Linked DNA regions of Homo sapiens: region 2 is linked to region 1. A link is a contact called in ENCODE Hi-C data. All regions are on one chromosome and are shown on one strand. The core of a region is the stretch at or near the end of the contact, and the rest is flanking DNA. Distances in the headings are between cores, read along the strand shown.

Evidence for each region. Hi-C counts contacts between places; a loop is a spot of excess contacts on that map. Pooled maps may share reads with other maps.
Region 2: a loop to region 1 is called in a map with no recorded cell type, with 3 times the contacts of the local background. The contact joins two enhancer-like sites. A Hi-C loop is called at or near these places in 4 of 37 single-sample maps with no recorded cell type and 2 of 50 pooled maps.

Annotation. Positions count from the first base shown.
Region 1 is chr10:34,143,639-34,148,067 of GRCh38, reverse strand. All of the region lies in intron 22 of PARD3 (par-3 family cell polarity regulator), which reads left to right. Among named protein-coding and RNA genes, the nearest start is that of LINC02629, 240 kb to the right of the region's middle. Within about 2 kb of position 2,172, at least 2 of the 41 ENCODE cell types and tissues checked have a DNase peak (open chromatin) inside an H3K27ac peak, as active enhancers do.
Region 2 is chr10:34,536,487-34,541,255 of GRCh38, reverse strand. All of the region lies in intron 2 of PARD3 (par-3 family cell polarity regulator), which reads left to right. Among named protein-coding and RNA genes, the nearest start is that of PARD3, 280 kb to the left of the region's middle. RefSeq lists an enhancer at 1,087-1,376. Within about 2 kb of position 1,440, at least 8 of the 41 ENCODE cell types and tissues checked have a DNase peak (open chromatin) inside an H3K27ac peak, as active enhancers do.

The DNA.
Region 1 (4,429 bases), core at 923-3,422:
AGTCCCATTTGGTCTTGGCTTAGTTTCCCTACACACCAGTACTTGGACATCGGTTGGAAGTATAAAATACAGGCAAGGCAGTGTTCCAATCTGCTTGGGAAGGGTCATGCTGAGTTTTAGCAGATGTTTTGCTCCATTCTTTTCTCCTCTGTCCTCAGGTAGAAGCTGGCACTGCCCCCTTCCTTACTGAGCCTTGAGGCACCAGGTGGTTTTGAAATGTGCCCCTGAATTCCTGTGACCTTTGGCCCTAGAGCTCATGATCTGGCAGCACCTTGGCTGGGTAATACTAGTACTCTGTTTTCCCAGCCCTTTCATAGGAGCTGAAAGATTTTTTTAAAAAATTATATATATAAAGAGAAAAACAAATATTTTAAAAATCTATAATCATATTAAGTTGGGATTTTTTTCCAAAACAAAGTTAGTAAAGTATCAAATTAAAGTAGATATCATTGTGAGACAAATTTTATTATGTAGAGGCAAATTTAGACATTGTAAAGGGAAAATTTTACTATATATATAAACTTATAAAGATCAAAAGGTTTTTATCCACATATTAAGCAATTTGAGTCTGGAATTAAATATTGATTTGTTTTTGTTTTAGAAATTTGAAAATCCCTGAAATTGAGAGAAAAAAAGTCAAACTAGAGAAAAAAAGAAAAAACTCTGCCACAATAGTAAAGATATATTTTTCTCATTTTAATCAGCTGCAGTATAATTTTAAAATCATGTATTAAGCAACAATACAATAAAGTCTCAATTAGCTAGAAACCAAGCAAACCCACAGTTAGCCAATATGTTTCCAAATTACACTTTTAGAAACAAGAGGTAGATACCTATAAAAGTGCTGTTATCGGGGTGAGGTGGGGGGTCTGTCAGAAAAATAGTGAGAAACCAAAAGAACTCAATTTCGTCCTTTTTTTCTACAAAGTACTCAACAGTGAGTCATGAAAATCTCAAAAGTTTTTTTTTTTTAAGTTAAATATCCATTATTCCTTCTTTTCAAGATGGATGAGACCTTTATTACTTTCTAGAAGGATTTTCAAACACAAGGATTGAAACAAAAAAGGCTTTCAGTAAACCTTTGGCTAATCAGCTTACCACTCGGTTCTTCTAAGACTGTGATTTTCAGAAACTTTAATCAGGTTCAGTTTACTTGTATCGATTTGCACGCCTTAGCCACAAAACTACAATATCTACTGGTGGGGATGTGCTGGAGCCTGAAATTGTATTCTTGAGGCATGCGCTTCCATAGTGGTGATAGGAGCATGCAGTGGGAAAAGTGGGAAACGTTCTTTGTCACCAGCATCAGTGGGATACTCCTGAGAGATCAGAATAGGAGCTGGTCACTCTTTAGCAGGAGAACGAAGAGTGAAGACCAGCAAAGATTGAAACAGAGGATTAAAAATTGTATGTCACAGTCACCATATTGACCAGCAGAAGTAAATGTGGGCAAAAACTAAAGCCAAACTGTGATTTTCATCACATGTCAAAGAAAGGAAAACTAGTTTGAGTATAGCACCAGGTCATGTGCTTGGGAGAAAAAGTGTGGAGGACTCGGTTAAATCTTTAAAACAGTATTTGTATTTGGAGCTTTGTAGATTACAAACTCAATGTTTTAAAAATGTACTCCCTAAATTAACCATAAATATTGTAAAAAAGTAATACAGAAATTATTCCTAAAGTGTGTTAGGAAGTGGTGGACATAATTCTGTAATTATAACCAATAGCTGTTACCATTTTGGAACATTTACATCCATGTCTTTCGTCTACTTAAAAAAATATATAAGCATCCATATACCAGTTTTATTCTTGAAAAGACATTTAAGCTATTTGAAAATAATTGAGAATTAAGAATAACAGAAATTAGAAAGTCTAACATTAGAGAGTAAAGCTATTTCTTCCTCTTTTCCTTTTGGAAATCACTCCAAAACAAGAAACAGAATGAGATATAGAAATAGTAACTCTATTTTTGTGAAAATGGACATAGTTAATATAGAATGACAGAATCACACTGGAATGTCAAGAATCAAGCTTATGCACCCCGCACCAAAGATTGCTAGATTCTCTTCGGAAGACATGGAATTGCCCTGGAAAAGGAGTCCACATACACTGTCATGAGAATTCCCAACCAAAAAAGTGACACTCTGCCCAGCCTTCCTGTCCACCATTTCATAAACCCCCCTGAAGCACACAGTGACTAATCTGCTTTTTAGTGCTTCACTCTTAAATATAAAAGGGCAGAAAAACATGTGAAACATTTCAGAAAAGCCATAATTGTGGAAGACAGAGTCCAAAACAAACAACGTTTGTTTGTTTTCTTTAAGAACTTGGAGGAAACATAAAATTAAGAGAAGAGAAAAATATTAAGGAATTATAAACAGTAATTCTGTGAAATAGAAATGATGTTAAAACCATCAAAGATGAACAGGAGGCTATTGAAAGGATTATTGAGTAAATGGGAAAGAACTCTTAGAAAATAATAAATACAATATCAGTATTAAGAAACACAATAGAAGGCTTGATAGATGAGGTTGAGAAGTTTCCCATAAAGGAAAACATGAGCTATAGGACAAAGAGCAGTATAGTGAGAAAGAAAGGAAGTGAAAAGTTCATTCTGGGAGGTCCAATATTTAAAGAAAACAATTTCTAGAAAGAGAGAACAGAGATAATAAAGGATAGATTATTAGAGAAATAACACAAGAATCTTTTCCAGAACTGGAGAACTTAAGATTCCAGATTAAAGAATCACCTAGTGCTGAGCAAAATCAATTTTTCAAAAAGGACAGCATTGTGAAGTTTTGGAATACCAGAAAGAGAAGATCCTGTAAAAAAAAAAAAAAAAAAAATATATATATATATATATATATATATATATATACACACACACACACAATGAAGAGTTGAGAATCAGAATATAATCAGATTTCTTCACATCAGTCTTGTAAGCTAGAAGATAATAGAGCAACACATTCAAATATTGAAGGGTAATGTTTTGTTACCTGAAATTCCATACCTAGCCAAACTGTCAGTGAGTGGTAATGATAGAATACATACATTTAAAGCATGCAAACGCAAAATATTTTAGTTCTAATACCCTTTTAGGCAGCCACCGAATGTGTGCTTTAACAAGTCCCAGGACTTCTGCTGTGCAGAAAACCAGGAAGCAGGCAGCCTAGATTGGCGTATGTGGTGGGAGCTTTTGAGGTTAGAGGGCTCCAGGAAAAAAATTGGGCTTAATAAGCCATGATAGACTTGTTCTCCTGGAAATCTGAAAAATCAGATTGTAAAATCATTTTCATATAAATTTTGCTATAATTATATTGGGAAGATGTGGAAGATGGGAATTTGGAGTCAGAATTTGGATTTGAGTGTAAGAGAGCTAATGCTTCATCTACCTTTGTAGGAAGTCAACAGGTGTGTTTAACAGTAATAAATCAGGAGATAGTGATATAAATATATTACCCAGAAATGTCTAAATACCAGAGGAATTTGGTTAGACATGGCTTATTATTAAATTCCTAGCTTTTGCTTTGTGTAATAGATTCATACTGGCAACTTACATTTAATAATATTGAGCATGGCACTTTCATCATAACTAAATGAAAGTAAGCAATGAAACCATCACTAGCAAGAGTGTATCACAAACCAGGAATTACAATGGATTCATTCTGAGTATCTCAGGTTGAGTTAAAAAGAAATGTCATAGAAAACGACTGAAAGCTTTAAAAGTCTTGGGGTTGGGTGGTCAGAGAGACAAGATGTGATGAAGCAGAAGTTTCATTTAAGAAGTTTCTTTTAATGATTCTTTTAAGGCTTTTAGCATTTTAAAATATAAACTATGCACATGTAGTATTACTTTGAAAAAAAAATGTAATTGACAAAAGAATGTTGCAAGCCCTTTCACAATCTATCAGTAACTCCAAAATCTGTCAATAACTCCAGTTTTCAAAATCTATCAATAACTCCAAACCAATATGGTCACACTGTTTTTGTTTTCCTAATATAATAATTTAACTAAATCTGAAATGAGAAGTTAAATTAATTAACATTTCTATGTCATTTATTCCCTCTCTCCAGATAAATAATGGCCAAGTTGTAAATAGAAAAAAAAGCTCAGAAAATTATTAATGAATAATTATGAAGTTCATCAAGAGCATAAATAGAAGTAAAAAAATCAATCAGGAAGAATATTTTAATGATCTTTAAAATGTTTTAAAAACAGTAATACAAACTCTTCATTAATGGTTTCTTTTTAGAAAACTGGTTATTAGATGTATGTTTCACTACTTTTATTCTAATTCTCAAAGAAGTTTCAGAGTTAGCCTCTTATGAAACTTACAGGTGATATATCTCTTGTTACATTATTTAATATTCTGAGTCATTTCAAGAAAGTCTGTAGAATTTAGCCATGATTTAGAATTATGACATG
Region 2 (4,769 bases), core at 191-2,690, 390 kb before region 1:
ACAAATACCATGTGTGAAATATCAGTTATACTGCATTTATGTACAGGATGAAGGTTTCTCCCTAGGGAATAAATAAACCATCCTCCATGTGCCTCATTAAAAAGATAGGAAAAGAAACGTGGCTTTGTCTTCTAAAAATCAGTCACAATTTTCTATATTGCATTTCATGGTATGGCTTTATGGAATATTTTTATTATTTAATTTTTTGAATGGCTTTTTGTTTTTGCTTTAAAATTTTACTTATATCTTAAATTAAGGATGCTGGATCTTGAAAAAGTTGCTATGGTGACTATATACTTAAGCTTGATGTCTCCAATTCAGAAATGGGTCATTGTTCTAAAACTTCATTGTAAAATCTGTTACTTGGAACTTTATTTTCTCATGGAAACAATATTGCAAGTAATAGATTCCAGACTCAATAAAAATAACTTATTTAAATCAGAAAGTAAAAAGATTACACCCCCGGTCCCCTCCGAGACAGGATCTCACTCTGTTGCCCAGTCTGGAACACAGTGGCATGGTCATGGCTCACTGTAGCCTCGAGCTTCCCAGGCTCAGGTGATCTTCCCACCTCAGTCTTTCGACTAGTTGAGACTACAGGCAAATGGCCACCACGCCTGGCTAATATTTCTATTTTTGTTTGTTTGTTTGTTTTTGTAGAGACAGTATCTTGCTGTATTGTCCAGACTGGTCTCCTGTCTCCCGGGCCCAAGCCATCTGCTGAGCGGGCAGCTCAGCCTCCCTAAGTCCTGGGATTACAGGTGTGAGCCACAATGCCTGGCCAAGTAAAGGAAACATTGTATACTTATATCTTTGTATTTATACTGGAGTAGTCTCCCCGCCATCCACCTTCCTTCCTTCCATGAATTCTCATGCTAGAACACGAGGTATAGCAGATACTATGTTTGGCATTTTTTTTTTTTTTAATATAGTGTGTTGTGAACCACAGGGAGCTTTGGAGGATTTGTTCATTCCCTGAATAGATATTTACTCTGTACCTACTATGTGCAAGACACTGTTCTAGGTCCTGGGGATGCAGCAGAGCAATCCTGCTCTAATGCGTGCTGTTGTTTGACAGCATAACCTGTAATTGAATGTCCTGGGAAGCAGGAGGCAGGCAGCATGAAGAAGCCTTAGAGCTGCCTGCAGCTGAGGGCCACGACCCTGGGAAAGGACACGGTGGCTCCTGAGGCTTCTGTTCCAGGGACTCTGACTCCCCATTCCGCCCTGCACACTTGGTGTGGTTTTCTAGAACTCCTTTTTGAAATAGGAAGATCTGGAAGGTAGTCGCGTATGGTTTCAAGAGAGCTTAAAGTGACAGTGTGTTAGTAAAATGTTTCACAACCACTCTCAGCTGAGGCTGAAGGAGTGGGGACTGATTTGTAGTGTTTGCCAATTTCTTTGGTGTACACACTCCCGCCCTGGCCTATTTCAGGAAGCCAATGGGATGTCCCTGAGTGTGGAGTTGGAAAACACACCATCATACACTTTTACATAGTGTTTCCACTGTGTAGATACAGCAGACCTAGGACAATCCAAGGCCACACAGAGTAGTAAAATGCAACACAGATGATAGGAAGTTTTACTTTCTTTTTGAGACGGAGTCTCGCTGTGTCACCGAAACTGGAGTGCAGTGTCGTGATCTCGGCTCACTGCAACCTCTGCCTCCCAGGTTCAAGCGATTCTCCCTGCCTAAGCCTTCAGAGTAGCTGGGATTACAGGTGCCCGCCACCACACCTGGCTAATTTTTGTATTTTTAGTAGAGAGGGGGTTTTGCCATGTTGGTCTCAAACTCCTGACCTTAGGTGATCTGCCCGCCTTGGCTTCCCAAAGTGCTGGAAATACAGGCGTGAGCCACTGCGCCTGGCTGAGTTTTACTTATTTATTACTCTGCTTTTTAATTTATTTAACTGTAAGTTTATATATCTTAATTTTTAAATGATGAAGGTGGTAATAACTGGCTTGCAAAATTCCTGAAAACTTAAGAGTCCTCATGAGCTAGTCTTCACTGGCTCCAGCATCTGGGAGCACCACAATACTTTACCTAAAATCATTATGGCTGGATGTTAGAATACTGAGTTGTTCAGATTTTAGGCAGGTAATATGGAATATGTGTCATAAGATGTAACACCTCCTGTGATGTCTGAGGCAGGACCCTGTAGTCAAAATTTTGGTATTTCTGTAGCAAAATGTGAATATTCACCAAGTAAATAAATACTACAAATAATCTTGGATTGGTTCAGAGTTGCTTTTGCCACCAAATGTACTTCTAACAAACTTATGAAAAATTTTTCATTTTGAGAGTCATTTGATTTTGGAATTGTGGACAAGGCATCATGAATCTGTGTCATTGTGTTTGCAAGTCACGGTTGGTGTTCCAGGTCTAGAAGAAACTGTGTGTTTGCTTTCTCACAATGAGAAGGAGAAGAAACTCAGCATGATCTCCTACTTGGATCATTGGTGCCCTGCCGGAGCGGCGCCTCACCCCTGCGTTTCTGCAGCCTCTTCTTCCTAGAAGGCTCCTGTCCCGGTGACTCTTCCTGTACTTCATTCTTTCTGCCCAGCTCGTCTGGCCTCCACTCCTCACCAAGTGCTTCATGCAAGATTGATCTGATTTTTCTTTTCACTCCCTCGGTTGGTGTGCAGCCCCCGAGCACATACTTGAAAGAGTGAAGTGAAACTTACAGCCACCTCTGAATAAACATCCCAGCAGTGGAACTGCATGTCCCAAAGTGCTTGAAATCTTGGCTTCTGTGTCTTGGCAAAGCTTATTTTCTTTCAATTTCTATGATTCAGACAGGTTGCAATCTAGTCAGTCATTACCCACATCTTTCTACACCTATTGTAGCCTGTTTATCAGCGAATGTATCTCTGAAGGATTTCAGCTGGTAAATTTGCATTAGGGACAGAGGCAGTTGAGCCAGTGTCTCCCAGAGTGGTCATACGTGCTAGGTGCTCTGATTTCTTGATGTTCCTGTTGTTTTTAAGATCTCACATGGAATATTTGATGCTAGGAACCCTAACTTACCGAATTCAGAGGTTTTTCTTCAGTATTACTTTTTATGAGTGGGAAACTATAAAGATTACATTTTATTTATTTATTTATTTTTGAGACGGAGTCTCGCTCTTGTCACCCAGGCTGGAGTGCAGTGGCGGATCTCGGCTAAACAATTCACAGTCTTGTGCAATATTCTGTTTTGTTCATTTATTACACTTAGGATGAAGTGTCACACTTTGTGAGGTGATTTTTTTCCCTTGTCATTTGCCACTTGCCTAAGTGTACTTCGCTGTCTGACAGTACTGAATCAGGTCAGTTTTTAGGTGGCAGCAATTTATAAATAACCTTCTCTTTCCAAAGAAGAAGCAACAGCTTATTAGTGGTTTGTTTATGAAGCTTGCTTTTAGTTTTAGGCAGCCTGGATGTTAATTGTCTAATCAGAGTTGTGTTTCACCATAAACACTAATGTGGTCAGTGTTTGAGTTTCTGTTTCTCTTTCTTGGACTGGTATTGAAAGACATAACTGATTTTAGATGTCTAAGCAATGGCTTTTCTTTGTATTTGCTGTCATGTCTCCTTATTACCATGGTCTGTGGGGACTGGTGTATGAAAGTGATTTTATTGTCAGAGTGGCTTCCAGTTCTTGGGGCATTAAGACATTTCCAGTAATTTCTGTGGTTGCAGAGATAAAGTTGTTAGTGGGAAGTGTGGACCCCAGTGTAGTCAAGGTCTGGGTTGGTTGGACTTCGAATCTGTGAACACCCATTGTCTCCTTGGCTTTGGCAGATGCATCCTGGTTGCTCCTTTTGTAGTACTGCTCTTATTTCCTTCTGTGTCATTGGCTCTCTCATTCTTCACCAGAAATTGTTTTTTCATTTTGTTTTTAATTTTCTTTACCCAGAATATAACTCAATTCAGAATTGACTAGGTCTTCAAGAGAAGGAATCAAAAAGTTAGAATACGGGCCAGACGTGGTGGCTCATCCCAGTGCTTTGGGAGGCCAAGGTGGGAGGATCACCTGAAGTCAGGAATTTTGAGATCAGCCTAGGCAATACATTGAGACCCTGTCTCTACAGAAAATTAAAACATAAGCCAGGTGTGGTGACACGCACCTGTAGTCAAAGCTACTCTGGAGGCTGAGGTGAGAGGATCGTTTGAGTCCAGGAGTTTGAGGTTGCAGTGAGCTTAGTTACACCCATTGCACTACAGCCAGGATGACAGAGCAAGACCTTGTGTCTTAACAGAAAAACAAAACTTAGAAGTTGCTTCCTGTTATATTTCTAACTTTGACCCCAATTAAGTTTATCACTGAAGCCCTAATTTTTCTTTCGCTCAGTTACCCACCTAGGGGCCTCATCACTTTTTCTTTCAGTCTTTTGGTCATGAATATCAAAAATTTAATGTTTTAAATTAATTATGTCCCATCCAAGGTGTTGACTGTGTTGACTTCTGCTTAGAAGAGCAGGGTGATGAGTCAAGGCCACTGTGCCAACCCAAAGGGACAGGAGGTACCACTGTAAAGGTTCAACCAAGAATGGTGAGAACCATAATTCAAGACTTCACACTGGTGATTGTATTCTGGTGTGGACACTGTCCACACTAAAGATTGTGAGATGTTTTCAGGACCTTCTACAAGAAAACGTGATGGTTTTTGGGAAATAATGATTCAGTACTTGTAATATCTTTATATAGGTTTTAAATAGTGTTTCCTTGTAATATCTTTATATAGGTTTTAAATAGTGTTTTTAGAAAACTGAGAGATTAAAGATAA